Regions from separate parts of the Homo sapiens genome. Here all the other regions are linked to region 1. Evidence: chromatin contacts called from ENCODE Hi-C or POLR2A ChIA-PET data. All regions are on one chromosome and are shown on one strand. Each heading gives the region's core, a stretch centred on a gene start or an enhancer-like site at or near the end of the contact. The rest is flanking DNA. Distances are from core to core; before and after follow the strand shown. Region 1 holds the start of TXNDC16 (thioredoxin domain containing 16). Region 2 holds the start of RPL36AL (ribosomal protein L36a like). Region 3 holds the start of NEMF (nuclear export mediator factor). Region 4 holds the start of DLGAP5 (DLG associated protein 5). Region 5 holds the start of GCH1 (GTP cyclohydrolase 1). Region 6 holds the start of DMAC2L (distal membrane arm assembly component 2 like).

Region 1 (4,141 bases), core at 1-2,500:
GGGCAAAGCATATGACAAAGGCCAGCCTGGACAATATAGTGAAACCTCGTCTCTACCAAAAAAAAAAAAAAAATCAGCCGGGCATGGTGGCTCCAGTGCCTGTAGTCCCAGCTACTTGGGAGGCTGAGGTGGGAGGACTGCTTGTGCCCAGGAGGTGGAGGTTTGTAGTGAACTGTCACTACAGCCTGGGCGACAGAGCGAGACCCTGCATGAAAAAAAGGAAAAAAAAAAAAAAAAGCATAGGACAAAGGATGGTGAGGTAAGAAAAGCTGGGTCTTTGTTGCTCCAATAAACGTAGCAATGTCTTTCACAAGGATACTGAATTCGTAATGTGCTGTGTATTCTAAAGAAAACAAATTATTTCCTTTTAATTTTGCACTACTTGCTAATCTTATTTCCAAATAGGAAAAAAAAAAGTCAACAACTATGTGCCGGCCCAATATACGTTAGTCGATCTGATTATTCCTCGGTTCTTCACAGCAGTAACACAGCATGTATTTTCTCTCTCAGGCCCAGGAATAGCGCCACCATCTACCATACACAGGTCCAAGGCTTCGATACATGTGGAATTTAAACAGTACAGAATATTCTACTTCCTCTCCAGGCAATCATCATACTTACAAGTCTGTTTCTGCCTTTTTCCCAAAACTTAAGCCCAGAGCATCTTCCCAAATTCTACGTTTGAAAGAACCAGCTTCCCCCTGCTCACAGATCGCTTCAACATCCATCTGATACTACTACTACTCTTCCTTAAGAGACATTTCCCTTGGCCTTGGGAGGAAAGGGTCTTTCACTTAAGAGCTCCGATTCTCCCCGTCGCCCCTTTCCATCCCCTCGACCCACAAAGGGCTCCGGTGTTTCCCGCCGTTCATGCAGCGAAAAGAGAAAGCAAAATGCCCTCAGGAGGCTCCAGGTGAGGCCCTTCGGTGCCCCAGAGACGGGTGTCTTAAGTCAGACTCCGGAGCTGTGCAGTGCAGCCCTGGCTACAGAAAGCTGCTTCGTCTGAATCCCCGGGTCTGCAGGCAGAGCCCACAGCCTGAAGGGCCAGCGCTGTCACCTACCTGCCCGGGACCTGCGGGCGGGGACCTGGGCCGTTCCCGAGGCCGCGCGGCCAACAGTTCCCGCCGCCACGCGACGGAGGAGGAGGCAGAAGACGGGGCCGTGCCAGACTAGCCGGGTAGCCTGGAACCACTTCGCCAACCTGCAAAGGCGTAGCACTTCTCCCTCCCAGCCTGCAGCCGCCACCGACTCGGCGGAGTCGGCCTCCTGGGAAAAAACAACCTGCGAAGCTCCTCCTTCTCCTCGTGCTCCCTACGCGAGGCACTCTCTAACCAATGGGAAACGTGGTGGGCGGAGCGAGAGTGACAGACGATTACAGAGTCCTCCCGCCGGCGCGAACGGGCGGTGCAGTAGCAGGGCCAATCAGCAGCGTGGGTGGGAAGTACAGGGGCGGGAGAAAGTAGGGAAATTACGCGCCCAATCAGATCTCGGGGCCCTCGAGCGACGGGTCCTGCGGCCCGTGGCCTTCCGAGCGCGGCGCTCAGGGGGCGTGCCTGCCTGGGCCAATCGGCGCGAGCCCACAGTGCGGAGCGAGCGCCTCAAATGCTCGGGTTTCTCAGCTGATTGTCTCCAGCCGAGAGTTGTTTTTTGCAGCTACGGAGCCGAGCCGCAGCAGGAGGAGCCGAGACCCCCGGGGGGTGGGGGGAAAGAGGAGGCGGGGTCCGGGGGAGCCGCGGCTGCTTTGCGCTGGACTCCGGGTCCCGTCACGGCGCTTCCTGGGGTTAGAGGCTGGGGTGGGTGGGGGGTAAGGGGGCAGTCCTTCTCCCCTTCGACGGCGGCTCCGAGTCCAGCCCCTTCCTTCCCGCGCTCGCTCGCCCGGCCCCCAGCCCCCTCATGAGGGTGTCCGTGCCGGGTCCGGCGGCCGCTGCCGCCCCCGCAGCCGGCCGCGAGCCCTCCACGCCCGGCGGGGGCAGCGGAGGCGGAGGCGCCGTCGCTGCAGCCTCAGGCGCCGCGGTGCCGGGCTCCGTGCAGTTGGCGCTGAGCGTCCTGCACGCCCTGCTCTACGCCGCGCTGTTCGCCTTTGCCTACCTGCAGCTGTGGCGGCTGCTCCTGTACCGCGAGCGGCGGCTGAGTTACCAGAGCCTCTGCCTCTTCCTCTGTCTCCTGTGGGCAGCGCTCAGGACCACCCTCTTCTCCGCCGCCTTCTCGCTCAGCGGCTCCCTGCCCTTGCTCCGGCCGCCCGCTCACCTGCACTTCTTCCCCCACTGGCTGCTCTACTGCTTCCCCTCCTGTCTCCAGTTCTCCACGCTCTGTCTCCTCAACCTCTACCTGGCGGAGGTAAGGCGGGAGGGCCGGCATGCGGGGCCCGGGCGGGTGCGCGGGGCCGCCGGGATCAACTCCCGCTGAGGACCAGCGGGGGCGGGGGGTGGGCAGCGAGAGGCGGACTGGAAACCAGCCTGGGGAAACTGAGGCACACCTGGAGTGTGAGCCAGTGTTTTCGCCTTAAACTTAAGTGGCTGATTGGCTTGATTACTGAGGGGTTCGGGCTAGGGGGTGAGTGAGTGAGTGTGTGTGTCTGACAACTTAAAACAGCAACGGAACGAACCCTTTGTTCGGTGTTCTGGCCCTCCGAGGTAAGGCGTTGGTGGCACCAACAAAGTGGCATCGCAAGAAGTAGCAGCCCCGGTGGCTCTGCCGAAGCCGGACTGTGTTGAGGGAGGTTGGATGCTGAGGTAGCAGCAGCTCTGCTGAAGCTGGACTGCTGCCAGCCATTACGTCACCAGGCAGAGCTGTTCCTCTGCTATTGTTGCTGCGTTTCTTTTATTAGAAGCTTATATTCCCTCCTGCATCTCCTTTCCTGTGGCTCGATAAGCCTCACATAAATTTCGTTCGATAGTTCCCCAGCAGGGTTGATGATCAATAACCAATGCTGAGGATCAGGATAAGGACCTCCATAAAGCCCTTAATGTTTGCCCCAGTTGCTTCGTGCTTTAGCGGTTTATCCTACCTCCTATTAGCATAGTCTTTTTTGGAGCTAATTAAGAGAAAAAAATACTAGCTTAACCTGTGCCTATTGCAGAAACAAAACCACCAAACTGTTTTTGCAATAACTTGCTTAATATCTGGAACCTAATCACACCCCCTTTCTCTTTTATGGGGAATTGCTGGTTGGATTGCATTGTTCTGCAGCGCTTAGGTATTTGACCCATTTCAAACAGGTTTGGGAGTGTAAGGTTGTCAATCATGTGTGTCAGCTTGTGGTATTTAAGCCATAATATTTTAAGACTTTCCCCCAAAAAAGTCCTCCTTCCCACCAAAAGAAAAGCTTGAGGAGGGGAGGAAGCAAGGTGACATCATATGCTTAATACAGACTAATATAGAATAATATTGGCCTATGCAGCTAATCCTCTCAAAGGCTTTTTTGGAGGTGATGGAATTAATGTAGTTCCAAGCAAAAGTAAAAAAAAAAAAAATGACGTATATTAAGTGTTTATATTTCCTGCATAAACCAACTCTTTTCTCCTTTAATAGGAAGTAGAATGCATAATTTTATAATCAGTCATAATGTCAGCTATTTAGCACACTAAAAACAATAGTTGAAAACAACAAAACTAATTTAACTTTTATTATTTTCCTTCTCCATCCTTTGAAAGTCCAAACAATACAATGACAAAAACGCAAACCAGTAAGCGGAAATAAGAAGCATAGGTTATCACAAATCAAATGATGCCATAGTCGTGTCACTTATTTGAGGGTGTTCTAATCTAGTTGTCGTTTAAGCTGTTATAACACTTCTACCCTTTATACTTAAACTGATACATTGTAATCTTCCTGCCACCATTTCAGATAGTGCGTTAGTGACTTCTCAACGCTGAAGCTTTTACTCCAGGTTCAGATGTTTACCTGAAAGTGACTAGCGATTTTTATGCCAGGGGCATCAGATGACTTGTTTTTTCCCTATATATTTTGATTTACAAAATAATATGAATGATTCACTGTAAAATAGTTGGTAGGCATTTCATAAAGTGGGTAAACACTCTTTTTACTTCTTGAGGTATAACATATACAATAAAGTCCACAATCTTAAATGCACACCTAGATGAAATTTTATATCTGTATACACCCATGTTACCACCACCCA
Region 2 (4,141 bases), core at 977-3,476, 2.9 Mb before region 1:
TAGACAGAATATTTGGTCAGCTCTTACTATCCCCCAACTTCCATCCTTTGCCCAACCCAGCCTGCTATACACAAGCCTAGCGTTATCTTGTTCCTTCTCTTGCAAAATCTTAAAGATCCTTCTAAGCTGCTCAATGTTTATGAATTCATTCAACATTTGAAATTGACCAGAAAACAAAAAGTAGTAAAGTAGTATTTTCCCTTCATACATATATAAACTTGTTAGTAAAGTTTGAGGTGGGACTACACTAAACATGGAATTCTATTTATAAGTAAAAACCACAAAAAGTTTGCGTAAGAATATCACTGTATTTATTTTCCCTCGGGTAACTTTTCTATGGCTTCACCATTTTCTCTTCAAAATTGAAGAAAAATATCCCAAAGTTTAGAACTGGATCACTTGGCCCTTTCTCTTCTTATCTCCTCCCAGTTCAAAATGCTTGCATCTCTTAATGGCCAGCATCCTCTTGGATCTGCAGTTAGGCTCAACACATTCCAGCCTTAGCACAATCTTCTTTGTGGTCTTAGCCTTCTTCCGGAAAATTGGCTTTGTCTGCCCACCATAGCCACTCTGCTTCCGATCATAGCGCCTCCTTCCCTGGGCATACAAAGAATCCTTGCCCTTCTTATACTGTGTCACTTTGTGAGGCTGATGCTTGCCACACTTCTTACAGAAGGTTCTTCGGGTTTTAGGTACGTTGACCATCTTTGCAGCAGGGCTGTTTTGTCTATATGATGAAAACTGTAGTAAAATATTTAAAATAAGATAGCAGACGTTAAACATTCCGAAAAGTGAAAGTGCTATACAAGTATATACAGGAAAACCGTACACATAAATGAGTAATATATAAATCCACCACGTACTCTTTTTCCATATGAATAAACGCACATACAAGTACATACCTTTTTGAAACACTTCGTTTAAATTACTGGAGGACTAATTTGTCGACCTAAAGAACTGAGGCAAGGCCGAGCACGGTGGCTCATGCTTGTAATCCCAGCACTTTGGGAGGCCGAGAAGGGCGGATCACCTGAGGTCCGGAGTTCGAGACCAGCCTGACCAACATGGAGAAACCCCGTCTCTACTAAAAATACAAAATTAGCCTGGCGTGGTGGTGGTGCATACCTGTAAGGAGAATCGCTTGGGCGGGGTGGGGAGGGGCGGAGGTTGCCGTGAGCCGAGATCGCACCATTGCACTCCAGCCTGGGCAACAACAGCGGAATTACGTCTCAAAAAAAAAAAAGAACTGAGGCACAATTCATATAAGTAGAATGTTTATTTGGGGCAAGTTTGAGGATTGCAACCCAGAGCACAGATTCAAAATGCCCTGAGTAGCAGCAGTTGCAAGTGGGTTTTTAGAGGAAAAAATGGCAGTTCCTAAATTGTCTACCAAGAATTTACATTAAAATAACACAAGCGATTGATTGGCTATACATCATTCTTTTCATGACAAATTCCAGGAACGCGGACATAATGGGTGAAGCAGCTAGTCAGGAATAAAATGCCAGGCATTAAGTGGGGAGGTGTCTGAAGTCCCATACTGCTGTCTCTCTGGGCCCGGCAAATTTTGCACATCTCAAATAATTAACAATGCTCCGAGCCATTCTTCTTTTCTCATATAGAACAAGACTCACGAAAACCGACAGCAGCAGCTTTAGGAGGCCCAATACAGTCCGTTTTCCGTACGAAATGAGTTTAATTTATTGTGACTGCTCCAAAAGAAAAGTGCGGTTCATCTAATTTTCTTCCGAAAAGGAAGTTAAGGACCAGAGTTTCTTTGACCCCCTTCCCCCCACCCACCTCCTCCATTTTCCAGCTCTAGAGAATGGCTGGGGCAGCGCGCGACGTTGTAGCTACGGTTACGACCCGCCCCGTTCCTTCTACGAGAACCACATCAGCGTAGTATCACTTTTCCCCTCCGAAGCACAGTCACCCGTCAGCAGCCTCGAGGGCTGACGTGTCCTTATCAAGCCGGCGCGCCCCGCGATTCTATAGCCGCCATGCCTGAGACCTTTTTCCTGAAGGGAGAAGCCTGCTCTCGAACTAAGGCCGGCGAGGGCCATAGGTCTCGCCTTCCCTTTCCTAAGAAGGCCTAGTCCTACCCAGGATTCTGAGCAAGGGAGGCTCCTATTGGAGCCGCTACAGCCTCGTTCTTAGCTTACCGAGAAACAGCGCCCGACACCTGGCCCTTCGCAGCTCTCGCCTTTCGCAGCTCTCGCCTAACAGGAAAGGGAAGAAACAGGCGGAAGTGGGAACTGCACCTGAGCGACAGTACTGCAAACCAATAGGCAGCCGGCCACGGCGGTCAGGCGCCTTCGGTCGCGTCTGGAAAGCACCAACCAACGGTCTAAGGGGCGGGCCGGAGGGGTGTGGGCCGGAGGGCCGCGGTGTGCCGCGGGGCAGTTGCGGGTTGTCATAACGGTCCCCGCCGGAGTGAGGCGAGGCCGCGTCGCTCAGTTCTGGCCGTCTAGGGCCCCTGTAAGGATGAGAGCGCAGAGGACGCAGGGCCGCTGGAGGCGCAGGTAACGAAGCTAGGGTGCGGTTGGGACCGCGGCTGAGCTTTTTCCGGGACCCGTGGTGCTGAATGGAGAGGACGGAGACGAAGCCGAGCCGCGGCTCCTAGCGGCGGCGCCGATGCTCGAGCTGTAGCTGCCAGGCGAGGATGTGTGGAGCGCAGGCGGCGCGGGGTAAATGAGAGGTCTCGGGCCCCAGGACCCCCGGGGCCCGGGATGAGTTAGCGAGGGCAGCCGCGGGGGCCAGTTCCGACCGTGACAGGCCAAGGCGACGGCCGCCGCCCGCCCGCCCCTTCCGTGCAGAAGCAGCTGCTCCTTTCCGCGCCCGCCCGCCTGCGCTCCCGGCCCTGGAGACCATGAGGTTCCGCATCTACAAACGGAAGGTGCTAATCCTGACGCTCGTGGTGGCCGCCTGCGGCTTCGTCCTCTGGAGCAGCAATGGGCGACAAAGGAAGAACGAGGCCCTCGCCCCACCGTTGCTGGACGCCGAACCCGCGCGGGGTGCCGGCGGCCGCGGTGGGGACCACCCCTCTGTGGCTGTGGGCATCCGCAGGGTCTCCAACGTGTCGGCGGCTTCCCTGGTCCCGGCGGTCCCCCAGCCCGAGGCGGACAACCTGACGCTGCGGTACCGGTCCCTGGTGTACCAGCTGAACTTTGATCAGACCCTGAGGAATGTAGATAAGGCTGGCACCTGGGCCCCCCGGGAGCTGGTGCTGGTGGTCCAGGTGCATAACCGGCCCGAATACCTCAGACTGCTGCTGGACTCACTTCGAAAAGCCCAGGGAATTGACAACGTCCTCGTCATCTTTAGCCATGACTTCTGGTCGACCGAGATCAATCAGCTGATCGCCGGGGTGAATTTCTGTCCGGTTCTGCAGGTGTTCTTTCCTTTCAGCATTCAGTTGTACCCTAACGAGTTTCCAGGTAGTGACCCTAGAGATTGTCCCAGAGACCTGCCGAAGAATGCCGCTTTGAAATTGGGGTGCATCAATGCTGAGTATCCCGACTCCTTCGGCCATTATAGAGAGGCCAAATTCTCCCAGACCAAACATCACTGGTGGTGGAAGCTGCATTTTGTGTGGGAAAGAGTGAAAATTCTTCGAGATTATGCTGGCCTTATACTTTTCCTAGAAGAGGATCACTACTTAGCCCCAGACTTTTACCATGTCTTCAAAAAGATGTGGAAACTGAAGCAGCAAGAGTGCCCTGAATGTGATGTTCTCTCCCTGGGGACCTATAGTGCCAGTCGCAGTTTCTATGGCATGGCTGACAAGGTAGATGTGAAAACTTGGAAATCCACAGAGCACAATATGGGTCTAGCCTTGACCCGGAATGCCTATCAGAAGCTGATCGAGTGCACAGACACTTTCTGTACTTATGATGATTATAACTGGGACTGGACTCTTCAATACTTGACTGTATCTTGTCTTCCAAAATTCTGGAAAGTGCTGGTTCCTCAAATTCCTAGGATCTTTCATGCTGGAGACTGTGGTATGCATCACAAGAAAACCTGTAGACCATCCACTCAGAGTGCCCAAATTGAGTCACTCTTAAATAATAACAAACAATACATGTTTCCAGAAACTCTAACTATCAGTGAAAAGTTTACTGTGGTAGCCATTTCCCCA
Region 3 (4,141 bases), core at 422-2,921, 2.7 Mb before region 1:
TCACTTGAACCTGGGAGGCAGAGGTTGCAGTGAGCCAAGACTGTGCCACTGCACTCCAGCCTGGGTGACAGAGCGAGACTCCTTCTCAAAAACGAACAAAAAAACAAACAAACAAAAACAAAAAAATTAACGTTGGTCTAATTTAGAATTGTTTTGATGCAGAGAAGTGAATTACAGTTAAGGAACTGTAAGGCTGAATGTGATAAAAGCTTGAACTCTAATAGTGACTGTGGAAACAGAAGATCTGGAGCAGAACAGGATGTGAAAGGTAATGGGGAGAAATCAATTAATAAATATTCACTTTATTCAACCCATTATCTGTCAACCACTCCCTTTACCTTCATTTTATCTGCACTTTATTCGTAACAGTGAAGGAAACCCCAATTAAAAACTTAATTGTTAGTGAGCAATCTCTTAAAATTTAGCTTCAAGCGTAACAAGTTTACCTTCATGGCAAAACTAGACGGCATCATATTCTTAGGCCACTCAAATTCTGTTGTATGAATTCGTATGCCAGATTCAAGTAAAAGTGTAGCTTTAAAGTCCGGTCTGTAGAAGAAAAAAGTCGAATTTTTCTTTAGGGTATATGCCAAAGCTAATTGCTAAACAGGCTTAAAATGTAGGTTAAAAAAAATCAGTAATCTCATACTTAATTGTCAAAGAGAAAATAAGCCTATAAAATGTTCTTACTTTTGAAGACGAATAAGGTATGTCTTATTATCCACATCATAAACATTGTTTACTCTCATTCCTAGCAAGCTGCAAAGATAAAGGAAACATGTAACATGTTACACTATTGTCTGAAACATAAAACTACACATAATTTAATAAAAGCTTCGAAAGAGCGGATCTCAGTCTCTAAGGATATGGAGTCAGCCGAGGAGCAGAGTCTGAAAGCCATTTGGAGATTCAGTTCAAAACTTAAGAGTAACGATTTAAAAACAGAAGTGGTCTATCAGCTCTAGGAACAACACACTATAGCTTGCGTCTTCCAAATGACCCAATTTTGGGGGAGAAATACAGTAAAATATAATCCAATTAATTTATTACAAGGGAGAAAAAAAAAAGATAAAAGAGGGCCCCGAAAATATGACAAAGCTCACAGGGCTGAATAATAGAATCCAGACTAGAATCCAGATCTCAGTCCAAATCTGCTCAATCCAGCTAAAACCGCGATGCTCTCTCTCTCTCTGGGGTGAGGGGAGGGAGGTGTTCAAGAAACCAAGCCCCCAGTCTGGAAACCTCTGAAGCAAACGACCACTCTGGCGTCTCGTGTTTTAACAAACGTTTCCTGCCCAACCCGGACAACCCAGGCCAACAATGCAAGAGCTTCGCGCTAGCGGGGCAAGCCAGAGAGCTGGGAGGACGCGGGGGATGGGGCACGAGGTGCCTGGGACCCCCAGGGGTATCCTAAGGGTCACGGGAAAGACACCACACGCCTGCCCACTCAGGCCTAGGCAGGTCCATAGACGCACTAGGAAATAAGGAAACATATCAAGCTGGTCTGTTTGCGCCATGGGACTCCGGCCTCTGCCTCCTGCACTCCCCACACGAGCCTCGTCACTTAGGGTACTGTACCTAGCATTCAGCTCCGCGAGTACGGCGCGGAGGTCAATGGTGCTAAAGCGGCTCTTCATGGCGAGGCCCGAGGGTCACTACCGCAAGTTCCTCTACTGCCCGGCCGGACTCGACGCCACTTCTCCTCCGCGCAGGCGCACTTGGCGGAGCTCTACGGCCGCGCAGAAGACCCAATATTCCTCGAGGCGAACGTATTTGTGTCGCTTTTCTGAAGATTTCGATTGTCAAGTTGCAGCTGACTCTCTTCATTGTACCAAAATTCAAATTCGAATAAAGATTCAAACTGTTCTCTTGAAACTGCATTCCTTCCTGGAACCCTTACGGACCAGTCTGGTTACCGTGCCCCATTGTGTCTTGGGCTCAAGTCAGCCTTCATAGTGACCCCTGCTGGTCGAAACAATTTTCGAGATGATTATCAGGAGTATTTCCCCACAGGGGGGCCGTAGGGCTCAGTGTAGAAGAGCAAGGACCCCTTTCTGCGCGCTTACTTTGACATAAGATTTTGAAATGTAACGAAACGGAACTGCTTCGGTCCTTCTAAGATTATCCTCAACGATCGAGGCGAACTCTCAAAACGGAGTTCCTATTTTGATGGGTCCTGCTCTCGGAAGGAGCATTCTGCAATTGATTACAGGATTCTCATCGAACCTCGGTCTTGGTACCCCTGAGACTCACCGCAGTACCTGGTGTACAATCGGTGCTCCATAAACACTTGGCAGCATGAATGTGCAAGTGTTTAGCTAGATAATGGTGAAATAAGATAAAAATAAAAACAAGAAGATTCCCAATGGGGGTGGGGTGGGAGGGGGGATTCACAGTGTAGTGAGGAAAATAGTCCTGTAAGAATGTAAATTCTGCATTTCTTTTGTCTTAGGATAGATGCATGGGAAGAAAGGCTACTTTATAAGGTGAGAACTCAAAAGAGGCAGGGTCTCACTATGTTGCCCAGGCTGGAGTGCAGTGGCTATTCACAGGCGCAATCCCACTACTGATCAGCACGGGAGTTTTGACCTGCTCCGTTTCCGACCTGGGCCGGTTCACCCCTCCTTAGGCAACCTGGTGGTCCCCCGCTCCCGGGAGGTCACCATATTGATGCCGAACTCAGTGCGGACACCCGATCGGCATAGCGCACTACAGCCCAGAACTCCTGAACTCAAGGGATCCTCCAGCCTCAGCCTCCCGAGTAGCTGGGACTACAGGCACGCGCCACCGCGCCCGGCGCTCGGCGTCGCTGCAAAAGAGCTGCTAGAGGCTTGCAGGCTACACATGGTAGCAACCAGAATTCCTACCACCAGAAGGCGACTCTAAACAGAAAGGGCGCCGCTGCTATTTCAGAACTGGTACCAGTAGATGCAAAAATGGCTATAGCACATACTGCACAGCATTACTGTCATACGGTACAGTAAACCATACAGAATGGCCCAAAATATGAAAGCATTGGGGAGAAGGTGGAGAACAGGGAACTTTTGTATGCTGTTGATGGGAATGTAAATTAGTAGAGCCATTGTGCAAAACAGTATAAAGGCTCCTCACAAAATTAAGAATAGAATTACCATGTGATCTAGCAACAACATCACTATCCTGAAGATATATGTTCATGTTCATTGCAGCATTATTCACAATAGCCAAGATATAGGGATAATCTACTTTTCATCAATGGATGAACGGATAATGAGTGCAAATATATATGTACACACACACACACACACACATACATACATACAGTGGAATATTATTCAGCTTTCAAAAAAGAAATAAATCTTGCTGTTTGCAACTGGCATGGATTTAACAACATGGATGAACCTGGAGGACATTATGCTAAGTGAAATAAGCCAGACATAAAAAGACAAATACTGCATGATCTCACTTATACGTGGAATCTAGAAGTTTCTCATAGAAACAGACAGCAGAAATGTGGTTTCCAGGACTTGGGATGTAGGGGAAATGGGAAGATACTGGTCAAAATGCACAAACTTTCGGTTGTAAGTAGAGTAAGTTATGGAGACTTAATGTACAACATGCTGATTATAGTTCATAGTAATGTATTGTATGCTTGAAATTTGCATGGGAACAGAAAACCAAATACCGTATGTTCTCACTTATAAATGGGAGCTGAATGATGAGAACACATGGACCCATGGAGGGGAACAGCACACACTGGCGCTTATCAGAGGGTGGAGAATGGGAGGAGGGAGAGGGTCAGCAAAAATAACTAATGGGTACTAGGTTTAATACCTGGGTGATGAAATAACCTGTAAAACAAACCCCATGACACAAATTTACCTATATAACAAACCTGCACATATACCCCATGAACTTAAAATAAAAGTTAAATTAAAATAAAAAACAGAAATTTGCTAAGAAAGTGGATATCAAATACACACATACAAAGTGTGAGGTTATGGATGTGTTAATTGGCTTGATTGTAGTAATCATCTCACAGTGTATACATACATCAAAACATCACATGGCTGGGCCGGGTTGCTCACACCTATAATTCCAACACCTTGGGAGGCCAAGGCTGGCAGATGGCCTGAGCCCAGAAGACCAGCCCGGACAACAT
Region 4 (4,141 bases), core at 513-3,012, 2.6 Mb after region 1:
TAAGCATGAGTGATTAAATCATTGACCACTGGTGATCAAGTCAACCTTCAGCTCCTCTCCCCTCCCCAGAGGTTGTGAGGTGGGGCTGAAAATGCCAACTCTCGAGAAATCCTGCCTTGGTCTGTCTAGTGACCAGCCCCAATCCTGAAGCTATTTAGAGGCATCCAGCTATCAGTCAATCATTAGCATACAAAAAGGTACCACTTTGAAGACTCCAAGGATTTTAGTAGTTGTTTGCCAGAAAACAGAACAAGACCAAATATATAGTTCACAATAACCCTATCAGTTTGCTCCATTATTTTCATCCATACAAGAAATCATACAGTTTAGGCCGGCACGGTGGCTTAGGCCTGTAATCCTACCACTTTGGGAGGTCGAGGCAGGACTGCTTGAGCCCAGGAGTTTGAGACCAGCCTGGGCAACATAACACGACCCCGTCTCTATAAATTTTAAAAAAGAAAAGCCATACACACACACACACACACACACACACGCACAAAATCATATAGTTTAATTGGCACATGCCTTTTTCTTGGAAAGATCTTTGAGAATGTATTCAAGCAAAACAAAAGAGGACAATAAAGACGACGTCAGTAGATCCAACTAGGGAGAACAAAGAAAATTAGAAAGTTTGAGGGGGTCACCTGTGTAGCTGGTATAGAGAACTACCAAGCCAAACTGGAGAAAGGATACTGATTCTCAGAAGTCTTGGCAGTTAAAAAACAAAAACAAAAAAAGGTAAGGGGGAGGCTCTGTGATAGACACACTATGGTATATTCTTCAACAAGAATTAACTAAATCCACTAGAAAACTCCAGATAATAGAAAAATTGGCACAAGTAATGCAATACATTGTTACATGATTCTAAGCAATCAACAAAATATAAAAAACGAGAATCTGTCTGACCTGCATGCTAATAACATTCTCCTCTAAGACCCAAGGAAAGTGACAATGGACTGTGCTTTTCATAAAGAACTGTCTTCTACTATTTATCTCCTGCAATATTAATTCGCTAAAGATTGAAGAAAAATTAAGACTTATGTATTAAATACAGGATAGCACTATCCACAGCAAGAGAAAGAGCGAGCGAGGACAACATTAAAGGTACAATTATCAGAATAACCCTGAAAGGTAGTTAACTATTATCGCTCTCATACAGATGAGGTCAATTAACTGCTCACATTAGCATATCTAAAAGGTGGTGAAGCTGGGATCCCAAGCAAGGCAGCCCTGGCTCCACACACACCTAAATTTTGTTTGGCTGAGTGGCGTTTCCTCCAGCTTGAAAGTCCAGAATGCGTTAATCTTGCTTGACTAGAGGTTCTCAACCGGGCGTTTTTAGTTGCCATGGGACCTGGGAAGAGCTACGGGAATTTAATGTCGGAGCTAGTGAAGAACAGTTTCACCCCAAAGGTCAATTACGCCCCGGTGGTGAAACGCTGACTATTACAGAGGTCAGGGCAAACATATGGACTCTTCTAAAGGCTCGCATTATCAGCTTCGGGAAGGGCAGGTAACACGGTCCTAAAGGAGCCTGCCTCTGACTTGCTCCCGCTCGCAGCCCCCGGTCCTCAGACCCTTCTAGACCTTCAACGGAAGCGGGCCAGTGTTCTCCGTCCAGCTCTCCAGCACCCACCTACCTGAGCCACCTTCTAGCGTGAAACCTCAACCAAACAAAAAGTAAAGAACACTCGGTCTGGACGACCACCGCCGACTCCGAAGCAGGAACCCTCACAACCCGAGCCTCCACGAAATTCAAACTTGCCGCACCGAGCCGCTGATTGGAGGGGCTTTAACCAACACTTCCGGGGAAGATCCCACCCCTTCCACTCAACGAGGCTTGCGATTGGTTTGCTCCGTGCGATATTTGAATTGATTGAAAGGTGAAGGGCCAGTTCAAAAGATGGGTGAGAGAGGGAAAATAGGCGGGACCGCGACGCGGGATGAGAAGGAGTGGAGCAGTCGGGGCGCTCACGTCAGGTGAAGGGCGGGAGTGGGCGGTGGAGCCCGAGGGGTGAGGCTGGGTCCCTGGCAAAGCTGGGCTGCGGGAAATCTCCCCCAGAGCTCGCAAGGCTTTTTTTTTTTTTCTTTTTTCTTTTTTTTGAGACAAGGTCTCTGTCCCTTAGGCTGGAGTATAGTGGGCACCGACCACTGCTCACTGCAGCCTTGAGCTGCTGTGTTCAAACCATCCTCCCACCTCAGCCTCCCGAGTAGCTGGGACTATAGGCGCGCACCACTACGCCTGGCTAACTTTAAAAAAATTCCGTAGAGACAGGGCCTCACTACGTTGACCAAGCTGGATTCAGGGCTTTTTAATGTCCTTGTTTAGTCACAGAATCTAGCAGACCTTCTTGGAATGTTTTCTTTACTAGACGTTTTAAAGAAAAGGCTTACCCCAATTATCAAATCCTTACATAGTTTAGCGTTACTTTTCAACGTCGCCAGCCCCCCTCCCCTTTTTTTTCTTTTTTAGTTCATTTTTTGTTGAGGCGAAGTTTTCGTATACAGTGAAAATAATAGTTTTTCCCCCCCAGTGGACAATTTGATGAGTTTGGTAAATGTAAACAGCTGTGTAACTACCACCCAATCAGGACGTAGAGCATTTCCATCACTCAGAAGAGTGGCCTGTTTCTTTCCTGTCCATCTCCCACCACATCAGCAACCACTCCTCTTATTTCTAGCACTATAAAAATGAAGGTGATAGGTACTCTTTTGGGTCTGCGTGAACCAGAAGTTAGTAGTGTTTGTTATTGAGAGGCATTCCATTGAATACTTTATGCATTCACCAGTTGATGGATTTGTATTGCTTTCAATTTTTGGTGATGATGAGCAAAGTTGCTATAACCATTCTCGTACAAGTCCTTGTGGGCATATTTTATTTATCTTGAGGAAATACAGGAGTGGAATTTCTGGGTCATTCTGGGTATGTTTAACTTAAAATTTTTTTTTTTTTTTAGAAGCAGGGTCTCTCCGTCCCCCAGGCTAGAGAGCAGTGGCACAATCATAGCTCATTGCAGCCTTGGCCTCTTGAATAGCTGGGACTATAGGCGGGTGCCGTCACCCATGTCTAACTTTGTAAGGAATTGCCAAGCAGTTTTCCAAAGTGGTTGTACCATTTTACAATTCCCACCAGCCACATATAAGAGTTCCACTTGTTTCACATGCTTTCCAGCACGTGGGGTTGTCAGTCTCTAATGTTCACCCTTCTGGCCAGGCACTGTGGCTTGCGCTTGTAATCCCAGCACTTTGGGAGGTCAAGGCGGGGGGATCACGAGGTCAAGAGATCAAGATCACCCTGGCCAATATGGTGAAATGCCGTCTCTGCTAAAAATACAAAAATTAGCCGGGTGTGGTGGTGCGCGCCTGTAGTCCCAGCTACTCAGGAGGCTGAGGCAGGAGAATCGCTTGAATCCAGGAGGTGGAGGTTGCAGTGAGCTGAGATCGCACCACTCCACTCTGGCCTGGGTGACAGAGTGAGACTCCATCTCAAAAAAAAAAAAAAAAAAAAAGAGACTGAGAATGGTGGCTCATACCTGTAATTTCAGCACTTTGGGAGGCCAAGATGGGAGAATCAGTTGAGGCCAGGAGTTCAAGTCCAGCACTGGCAACATAGCAAGACCCCATCTCTACCAAATAATAATAATAATAATAATACAATATTAGCTGGGCATGGTGGCGCACATCTCTAGTCCCACTACTTGGGAGGCTGAAGTGGGAACATCACTGGAGCCCAGGAGTTTGAGGTTACAGTGAGCTATGATCGCACCACTGTACCCTAGCCTGGACAAAAAAGTAGGAACCTGTCTCAAAAAAAAAAAAAGAAAAGAAAACTATTCTGCTATTAAGAAACTCTGATGCATTCTTCAGCATGTCAATTATATTTTTTGACCCTAGAATTTCTGCTTCTTTTAAATTATTTCAGCTTCTTTGTTAAATTTATCTGATAGAATTCTGAATTCCTTCTCTGTGTTATGTTGATTTTCTTTGAGATTCCTCAAAACAGCTGCTTTGAATTCTCTGCCTGAAAGTTCCTATATCTATGTTTCTCCAGGATTGGTCCCTGGTTCCTTATTTAGTTCATTTCATGAGATCATGTTTCCTGGATGGTGTTAATGCTTGTAGATGTTCATTGGTGTGTGGG
Region 5 (4,141 bases), core at 1,224-3,723, 2.4 Mb after region 1:
GCGCCCGCCATCACACCCGGCTAATTTTTTTGTATCTTTAGTAGAGACGGGGTTTCGCCATGTTGACCGGGCTGGTCTTGAACTCCTGACCTCAGGTGATCCGCCCACCTCGGCCTCCCAAAGTGCTGGGATTACAGGCGTGAGCACCGAGCTCGGCCAACCAGAACAGTTTTCTAATGTGGAATGATGTGTTCTTTGCAGTTATTAATCCTCTTTAAATGAATCTTCGCTCATGAGATATTTCAGCTAACCATTTCTCAAGTAAATCTGTGAGTCACTTTAGATAATTCTGTGACCTGTCTCAGGGTCAGAAATTCCTCTCTCTTTGGGTAATTAGATCCATGCTAGATTACAGAACACTGTCCTATGAATTCTCTTTAAGGGAGGATTCCCAAAGCCTGGCCGATGCTGTGAAGTAAACCACTTTCTGTGTCTGCAAGGGGCAAAATGAGTAAGGCCTTAAGAAGACATTTCATTACATTGTGAAATATCTCACACACACACACACACACACACACACACACACACACACACACAAATTTAAAGCCCTAGACCTCCAAAGAGCTGATCCCACAGAAAACTGAAAGTTTATTTTTCAGTCTTTGTATTTTGAAATCTCTTCTGAGATTCCAAACTTTTGCAATTGAGGGGTAAAAAAAAGTGAATTTGGAAACAGAACTAGAAGTCACTGCCGGTTTTAGAGTGTAGCATCATTTCCTTTTGGGGCCCCGTCTCTTTCACATTCTGATTTCCCACCCTTCCTTTGGGGTGTGGAAGACTGGGCAAAAAATAACTTTCTTTTTCCCAGGGTCTATTTGGTGGAATCGCTCTACACTCCTTCAGAGAAATAACTGGGGCAGGGAGATTGCCTTTCCAGCGCACTGTTTTTCTTTCAAAAAACAGTGAACGGTAGAATGCTTCTTAGGGCAAATAAATAAATGTCACCAAGACACACGGAAGGTGTAGACTGGAAAATAATGTCTTTGGTCCCAGCTGTAGAAGCCAGAAGCTTTATTTTTTTAAACACAGACCAATACTGCTTCTCTGGCCAACAGGCAGCAAAGTCCCCATTTTCCACTCTCCATCACCCCATCTTGCATCCTACCCACACTGATTGCATCCCCACCCTCTGGGTGAAAAGCCGACACGCCTCAGACGCTAACAGCACCGGGTCAACCCGGCTTTATTTTAGGGTGGGAGGGTGCGGGGATGAGACTGAGTCCTGGAACCCACGGAGCCCTCCGAATCCCGGAGTAGCTTTACTGCTTTTTGCGGGGTTGGGGGTGGGGGGAGGAAACAGATTTCAGCAGCAAACTCACCCAATCAACCTCACACCTCAAACTCCGGGGAAGCCCGTGCCCAAAATTGTGCCGAATTTTGTAAATGTCCTGAACTGGAGTAAACTTGAGGTGGACAAAAAAAAAAGCACAACTCTAAGACTCCGATCCCCTGGCAAATCAGTGGGAATGCAGGTCCCCGAGGTTTCGGGGAAGGATCGCGCCGAGGCTTCAATCCAGATACACACCCTGACAATGGGATCTCAATAAGGAACTACCCAGGAAGCCGTCGCCGCAGCAAGTGCCCAGGTGATCCTTATCGTGGGCAAGTTTGGAACCGCAGGTACCCCGAGAATCCCGCGCTGGGCGCTCAGGCGAGAGGGCTCCGGGCTCCCGTCCACGCCCACCCGGGGCGTTCTAGGAGGGCTGCGCGCTGGGAGCGGGAAGGGCCCCTGGAAGGCGGCTGCAGCGAGTTCCGGGGCTGAGAGGTCGCTGCCACCCAGGAAGCCCCGACTGTGCCCCACGCAGGGCCTCGGCAGGGCGGCAGGCTAGGGCGGGTTCGGAGGTGACAGCGCCCGGCTTCCTGCGCCAAAAGTGAGGCAACTCCGGAAACTTCCTGGAGCCGGCGCGCGTTTCCTGCAAGCACCGCCCCCGCCGCCCGCACGCTCTAGCAGCCCGCGGGCGCACTGACCTGAGATGGTCTCCTGGTAGCCCTTGGTGAAGAACTGCATGGCCGAGGCCGCCCTCCAGGGCGTCTTGAGCAGCCCTTGCCGCTGGGGGTTCTCGCCCAGCGAGCTCAGGATGGACGAGTAGGCGGCTGCCAGGTTAGGGAGGTTCAGCTCGTTATCCTCCTCGCTGCGGGGCCGCTCGCCCTTCCAGCCGTCCGCGGGCTGCGCGCTCTTGGCCTCGGGCCGCGGGGGCTTCTCCGCCGGCCTGCTGGGCCCGGGCCGCGGCGGATCCCGCTCGGGGAACCCATTGCTGCACCTGGCGCCCCGCGGCTTCTCCGCCGGTGCCCGCACAGGGCCCTTCTCCATGGACCCGCCGCAGCCGCTGCCGTTCGGGAAGGACCCCGGGGCGCTTCGAGGTCTGCGGCTAAACTCCGCCGGTGGCCGCGGACAATGGGCTGTGGCCGGAGTCACCTGAGGAAGGTACGCAACCTGCTTAGATCACACTCCGAGCCGGGAGCGGCCACAGGCTGGAAAGCCCGGCCGCGCCTCCTTTTTATGGCCCGGCGGCTCAGCCTGCGCCGCGGAGCGCTCCCATTGGCCGGCCCCGCCTCGCGTCACGGCCCTCGCCGCGCCCCTCGGCCTCCCGCCCCCGGGGTCCCCAGCAGGGGTCGCGGCTCCGGAGACGCCCGGAGGGGTTCGCAAGCGCAGGGAGGGAAGGAAAAGGGCGCCGGCCCCTAGGATCAGGCGGGACCCCTCCACTTATTGCGGAATGAGCCGAACCCGAAAAGAGGCAGTCGTCCAGGAGCTGGGATCTCAGTGAGAAAGACGCGGTCTGGGCGCCCAGTCGCCCCCTCTTCAGGCCAAGAGGGCGCTGCATTGAAGGGCTCCGGTCCCCTCGCCCTGTGAAAGATCAGCAAACAGGTGGCCTTGCCTGGAGAGAGACCGAGTTAAGCCACCGATTAGGAACCAACTCTTAAGCTTTCAAGGCAAGAGAATAATGTGACTTCAGACTCTTGGGTTTAGTTAAAAACGCACCTGCCACCTAGGGGCCAGGTGGCACCGCTGTCGGGGCAAGTGTCACATCAAGTGGCCCTTATGTGGGTCCCTATGTCTAGAAGGATAGGATTTATGGTTGCTAGAACTTTGATCCTGGAAAAATTGATTTGCAAACGAAGATAGGACTTTCACTTAAAATCCATTTCCGTCGGTGGCTCACGCCTGTACTCCCGGCGCTTGGGGAGACCGAGGCGGGAGGATCGCTTGAGGCCAAGAGTTCGAGACCAGCCTGGAAAACATAGCAAGACCTCATCTCTATAAAACCCATCGCATTTTCTAGAAACGCAGTTGTGCAGATTTGGTGCTCAATTGTTTTACAGTTCCATGCAAAGCGTCTTTCCCCAGATGTTGGTACAAATTGTGAAATGCTATTCACCAACTGAACTCTTAACCAGTGACATCTGCTGTAACTGTTTTCTTTGAGATTAATAAATGGACCTTTTTCCTCACTTGAGGGATTATCTCATAATGCCGAAGGTGAGCTTTAAAACATGTATCAAAATAATATTTTTTTTCTTTTTTTTTTTTTGAGGCTCACTTCATCCTCCGCCTCCTGGGTTCAAACGATTCTCCTGCCTCAGCCTCCTGAGTAGCTGGGATTACAGGCACCTGCCACCATGCCCGGCTAAATTTTTGTATTTTTAGGAGAGGTGGGGTTTTGCCATGTTGGCCAGGCTGGTCTCGAACTCCTGACCTCAGGTGATCCACCTGCCTCGGCCTCCCAAAGTGCTGGGATTACAGGTGTGAGCCACCATGCCTGGCCTAATGTAGATTTTCTGACATAGAAGCAGGTATTAATAGGCTTAGGATCAAACAAACCAATAGGGAAGCCTGTGGAATTATTCTATGCTAACAATGTAGCTTGGTCATTATAATAAGTAATTAGTATTTATGATACATCTGCTCTAGGCGCAGCCCCGTTGGAAACATTCAGGAAAGAAATATGGACATTGCCTAGCCTTGTAGGCACCTTTACTCCAAAATGGAAGAAATGTTCATATCAGTGGGGTTATTTATTTATTTATTTATTTATTTATTTATTTATTTTTAAATTTTAATCTATTTATTTAAGAGCGGGTTATGAGACTGGCTAATTTTTGTATTTTTGGTAGAGATAAGGTTTCACCATGTTGCCAAAGC
Region 6 (4,141 bases), core at 932-3,431, 2.2 Mb before region 1:
TAGTTTTGATATTGTACTATAGTTATATAAGATGTTTTCATTGGGGTAAATGGGGTGAAGGGTACATGGGATCTCTTTGTACTGTTTATTTATTTTTATTTTTTATTTTGTAGAGAAGGGATCTTATATTTTGCCCAGGCTGGTCTCAAACTTCTGGGCTCAAGTGATCCTCCTGCCTCAGCCTCCCAAAGCACTGGGATTACAGGCCTGAGTCACCACGCTTGGCCTGTACTATTTTTGCAATTTCCAATGGATCTATAATTACTTCAAAATAAAAGTATAGGCCAGGCACGGTGGCTCACACCTGTAATCTCAGCACTTTGGGTGGCTGAAGAGGGAGGTTCACTTGAGGCCAGGGGTTCGAGACCACCCTGGGCAACGTCTCTACAAAAAAATAGGAAAATAATTAGCTGCCTGTGGTCCCAGCTCCTGGAGGACAGGAAGCATTGGGGAGGGGGGCTGAGGAGGGAGGATCGCTTGAGCCCAGGAGGGTGGAGGCTGCAGTGAGCTATGATTGTGCCACTGCACTCCAGCCTTGGCAACACAGTGAGACCCTGACTCCAAAAATTTTTTAAAAAAACATTTTAAGTATAAACAAAACTTTCACTAGCCCTACTTTTCTTTCCTTAAGAAAAGCTTCCCAAAAGAACTGTCCACATGCCCCATAACAAATCACAATCGCTATTACTGGTATCCCACTCTACTCCCCCTATCCACCAACACGCAGCAGCCAGAGTCAACTTTTAGAACATCAACATTTAATTATTAGCCTCTTCTTTTTTTCTTTTCTTTTCTTTTTTTTTTTTTTTTTTTTTTTGCGAGACAGAGTCTTGCTCTGTCGCCCAGGCTGGAGTGCAATGGTGCGATCTCAGCTTACTGCAATCTCCGCCTCCCAGGTTCAAGCGATTCTCCTAAGGCTCCGGAGTAGTTGGGATTACAGGCGCCCACCACCACGCCAGGCTAATTTTTTTGTATTTTTAGTAGAGACGGGGTTTCACCATGTTGGTTAGGCTGGTCTCCAACTTCTGACCTCAGGCGATCCGCCCGCCTCGGCCTCCTAAAGCGTAGCCTCTTCTTAAAACCCTTTTAAATAGCTTCCCGTGGCTCTTAGAATAAAAGTCAACGTGTGGTTAAAATAAACTAAAAACCTTGCTGTGATGTAGTCCTTCTGGGTCATTCCACACCATATGTCTTCCACTAAACTTCAGTCACACTCATATGGCCCACCTTCTAGTCGTCAAAATAGCCAAAACCTCTCCAAGCCTTACAGCCTTCACACAAACTGTTTCTTCTACAGAGGACAGAGAAAGACAATGGTTTCGAATGTGACGTCCAAACTATAAATCACAGGACACTGAATTCTGCGGGCTTTCATTAGCATAAGAGCTGCCTCCGACGGGGGCAACACTATGCGGGGTGTGCCAGGAACTGATTTAAGACTGTATTCAGATCTTCCAAGCAACGCCAAAGACTCCAGCTTATAAAGAGCATATTTGATTGCTTATACTGTGTGCTAGGTCCTTTTATCCTTCAAATGACCACCTACAGGAGAGACTAAGGTCCAATTCACAACTGAGCCTTTAAGGAGGTTAAGTAACTAGCCCAGAGTTCAACAGAAAGTGGACGGGTTGTTCAAAGCCAGAGCTACTCCCGACCTCTACTCTATACACTGCCTTTCCTCCGGCCCGTAAATACAACGAATGAACCTGCAGGTTGGTAGCTCCTGGGATCCGAGGTTGGAGTGCCACAGGACCCCAACCTGCTCTCACCCCGGGACAGGGAAATACGAACAGGGGCACAGGTCCACCACCAGGTGCCTCCGCGAGGGGCAGCAGCGCAGGCGGCGGGGAGGACCAGCGGCCACTCACCTGGTGCTGGCGCTGCGGCTACCTCCACACAGCGGTCTTGGCCTCCCAGACGCGAACCCGCACGCCCCAGGGGAGCCACCGGCGAAAAGCCCGCGGGCCCGTCCGCAGGCACCAACCAAATAACGCAGCGCTGGCACCATCCCCTACGCACGCTCCCCTCCCTCAGCGCTCAGAAGAAGCCACTTGACCCTCCACGGCCGAGGACCCGCGCTCTTTAGCCCCGCCCCTCACGCGGGGGCCAATGAAGTGGCGCGCCTTCGCCCCATGTGGGAGAGGCTGCGGTGGCCAATAGGCGCGCGCGTCGGAGGGCGAAGGGCCGGCCAGGGTGCCGCAGACGCGGGGACGCTGGCTCGCTCCCTCCCTCCCTCCCTCCGACGCTGTGAGTAGAGAAGCTAGGCCCCGAGCCGGGCGGGACTAGGGTGGTGGTTGTGTTCTGCCCTCGCCCGTCGCCAACGCTGGGCTGACTGAAAACCTGGCCCTTTGGGTCGCGCGTCTTCGACCTTCACCGCCATGCGGACATGGGGCCGTGGGAGAAACTCTGGGCGGGATTACGGTGAAAATTCTTGTTTGGGCGGGCCCTGCGGCTTCTTTCTTCCGGCTCGCCCTCGGCCCCGCCCCCGCCCCGCCCCCGCTCCAGCTCCAGCCGGGTCCTCGCTCGGCCCCGCACGCGGCCCGCGGTAGACGGAGGGCCTGGGCACCCACCGTCTCCATCCCGGCCCCAGCCCAGTCGAGCGTCCACTAGAAGGGCGCTCCCTGTCCGGCCCTAATCCTCGCTCCTCACGGAGGCTCTTTGTCACAGCGAAGACTGACAGCCCGCAGTCTTCTGGACTTCTTTTATGGGGCTCCTGGCGGTGCTATTCATTCAGTCATTGATTCGTCTTGTAAATATGGAGCGCCTGCTCTGTACTCGACCCGGCACTGGGTACCGGAAGAACCAGACAGCTCGGTTTTTGCCACCATTTATAAGTCTGTGTCCTTTTCTTGAGTACTGAACCGAGATACAGTTTTAAATGTGCTGTGCGGTCTCTGAGCAGCGACTCACCTGTGCAGGTCACTTCACCTGATTCCCTTTATGTAAAAATGAGGGCGATGGGCTGTGTAATCTCTAAAGGACCTTCTAACTCTTTAAAATTGTCACTGTGCCGGTGTTGCTAACACTCATTCTGTATGCTTGATGGCAGTTTTTAATTTTTAGGGTTAGGACAGCTGAACATAACAAATAGAATTATACAGATTTATTACCAGAAGGACTTCGTGTGCCTCTAAGAATCTTGGTTCCAGTCTTTGGTCAGGTAGCTCCAGGAAATCACTTCACCTCTTTGCCTCAGACCCTCCTCAGTGAACTAGGAATGATAGCAGTGTCTCCCTAGTCTTAGGGCCGTTGAGCGGATTACACGAGATAAGGTCAGCAGGTGTTTAGCACAGTGAAGCATTTGCTACGTGATGACATTTATTATGGTTAAAGGGTTTTACCACCAGAACAGTGGTACATAGTTTGCTTTATTTGTTAAAACAATGTAGAATATTGCCTGCTTGTTCCATCACAGATGAAAAAAAGAGATGGTTATTCAACTTTGTGAGGTAATTGTGGATTTCCATGCAATTGTAAGAATAGAGATTCTGTGTACCCTTTACCCAGTCTTCCCAGTGGTAGCATCTTGCAAAACTAGTACCATATCACAACCAGGTAATTGACATTCACACAATCCATTGATCTCATTCAGATTCCTCATTTTGTATTAGTGTTCTCTGTGTATATTTAGTTCTATATGGTTATCAGGTGTGTAGATTCTTGTATCCACCACCACAGTCAAGGTACAGCCCAGGTCCATCACCACAAGGGTCCCTCCAGTTGCCCTTTTATAACCACAACTTACCTTTGCAGCCCCACCCAATCTATTCTCTGTTTCTAAAATTTTGTTATATCAAGAATGTTACATAAATGTAATTATTGTAATTATACAGTATGTAACTTTTATTGACTCTTTTTCATTCAGCATAATCCCTTGAGATATATCCAAACTGTTACATGTATCAGTAGTTCCTTCCTTTTTATTACTGAGTGGTATTCCATAATGTAGATGTACTACAGTATTGATATGGTTTGGCTGTGTCCCCACCCAAATCTCATCTTGAATTGTAACTCACCATTCCCATGTGTTGTGGGAGGAACCAGGTGGGAGGTGATTGAATTATGGAGGCAGGTCCTTCCTGTGCTGTTCTCCAGATAGTGAATGAGCCTCACAAGATGTGATGGTTTTAAAAACGGGAGG

The links. Hi-C counts contacts between places; a loop is a spot of excess contacts on that map. ChIA-PET counts read pairs that join two places held with the same protein, here RNA polymerase II (POLR2A). Pooled maps may share reads with other maps.
Region 2: a map of CD4-positive, alpha-beta memory T cell shows a loop between it and region 1 (9-fold over the local background). The contact joins the promoter of RPL36AL here to the promoter of TXNDC16 in region 1. A Hi-C loop is called at or near these places in 2 of 168 maps with a recorded cell type or tissue (CD4-positive, alpha-beta T cell and CD4-positive, alpha-beta memory T cell) and 13 of 50 pooled maps. POLR2A ChIA-PET finds 5 or more read pairs at or near these places in 2 of 52 experiments (B cell and H1).
Region 3: a pooled map shows a loop between it and region 1 (7-fold over the local background). The contact joins the promoter of NEMF here to the promoter of TXNDC16 in region 1. A Hi-C loop is called at or near these places in 8 of 50 pooled maps.
Region 4: a pooled map shows a loop between it and region 1 (13-fold over the local background). The contact joins the promoter of DLGAP5 here to the promoter of TXNDC16 in region 1. A Hi-C loop is called at or near these places in 1 of 37 single-sample maps with no recorded cell type and 5 of 50 pooled maps. POLR2A ChIA-PET finds 5 or more read pairs at or near these places in 1 of 52 experiments (PC-3).
Region 5: a map of CD8-positive, alpha-beta T cell shows a loop between it and region 1 (14-fold over the local background). The contact joins the promoter of GCH1 here to the promoter of TXNDC16 in region 1. A Hi-C loop is called at or near these places in 1 of 168 maps with a recorded cell type or tissue (CD8-positive, alpha-beta T cell), 1 of 37 single-sample maps with no recorded cell type and 8 of 50 pooled maps.
Region 6: a map of B cell shows a loop between it and region 1 (12-fold over the local background). The contact joins the promoter of DMAC2L here to the promoter of TXNDC16 in region 1. A Hi-C loop is called at or near these places in 5 of 168 maps with a recorded cell type or tissue (B cell, CD4-positive, alpha-beta memory T cell, CD8-positive, alpha-beta T cell and 2 more) and 14 of 50 pooled maps.

What each region holds. Positions count from the first base shown.
Region 1 is chr14:52,551,255-52,555,395 of GRCh38, forward strand. It overlaps TXNDC16 (thioredoxin domain containing 16), which reads right to left and starts at 1,251. Exons shown (of 21, transcript NM_020784.3): 1 at 1,062-1,251. It overlaps GPR137C (G protein-coupled receptor 137C), which reads left to right and starts at 1,582. Exons shown (of 7, transcript NM_001099652.2): 1 at 1,582-2,337. The coding sequence starts at 1,894. RefSeq lists silencers at 1,772-1,841, 1,852-2,051.
Region 2 is chr14:49,618,400-49,622,540 of GRCh38, forward strand. RPL36AL (ribosomal protein L36a like) reads right to left here and starts at 2,227. Exons shown (of 2, transcript NM_001001.5): 1 at 2,163-2,227; 2 at 131-741. The coding sequence starts at 705. The coding sequence ends at 385. It overlaps MGAT2 (alpha-1,6-mannosyl-glycoprotein 2-beta-N-acetylglucosaminyltransferase), which reads left to right and starts at 2,400. Exons shown (of 1, transcript NM_002408.4): 1 at 2,400-4,141. The coding sequence starts at 2,870. RefSeq lists enhancers at 2,002-2,111, 2,500-3,050 and silencers at 2,272-2,481, 2,782-2,891.
Region 3 is chr14:49,851,117-49,855,257 of GRCh38, forward strand. It overlaps NEMF (nuclear export mediator factor), which reads right to left and starts at 1,672. Exons shown (of 33, transcript NM_004713.6): 1 at 1,579-1,672; 2 at 691-759; 3 at 447-549. The coding sequence starts at 1,637. It also overlaps RN7SL3. RefSeq lists an enhancer at 1,679-1,918 and a silencer at 2,722-2,781.
Region 4 is chr14:55,189,823-55,193,963 of GRCh38, forward strand. It overlaps DLGAP5 (DLG associated protein 5), which reads right to left and starts at 1,763. Exons shown (of 19, transcript NM_014750.5): 1 at 1,641-1,763. LOC105370508 (a long non-coding RNA gene) reads left to right here and starts at 1,851. Exons shown (of 2, transcript XR_943888.3): 1 at 1,851-1,980. RefSeq lists enhancers at 953-1,506, 1,507-2,059.
Region 5 is chr14:54,900,353-54,904,493 of GRCh38, forward strand. GCH1 (GTP cyclohydrolase 1) reads right to left here and starts at 2,474. Exons shown (of 6, transcript NM_000161.3): 1 at 1,969-2,474. The coding sequence starts at 2,311. RefSeq lists silencers at 1,659-1,718, 1,729-1,778, 2,189-2,828.
Region 6 is chr14:50,310,143-50,314,283 of GRCh38, forward strand. It overlaps DMAC2L (distal membrane arm assembly component 2 like), which reads left to right and starts at 2,182. Exons shown (of 6, transcript NM_001382507.1): 1 at 2,182-2,247. L2HGDH (L-2-hydroxyglutarate dehydrogenase) reads right to left here and starts at 2,087. Exons shown (of 10, transcript NM_024884.3): 1 at 1,869-2,087. The coding sequence starts at 2,008. RefSeq lists silencers at 2,147-2,276, 2,337-2,566.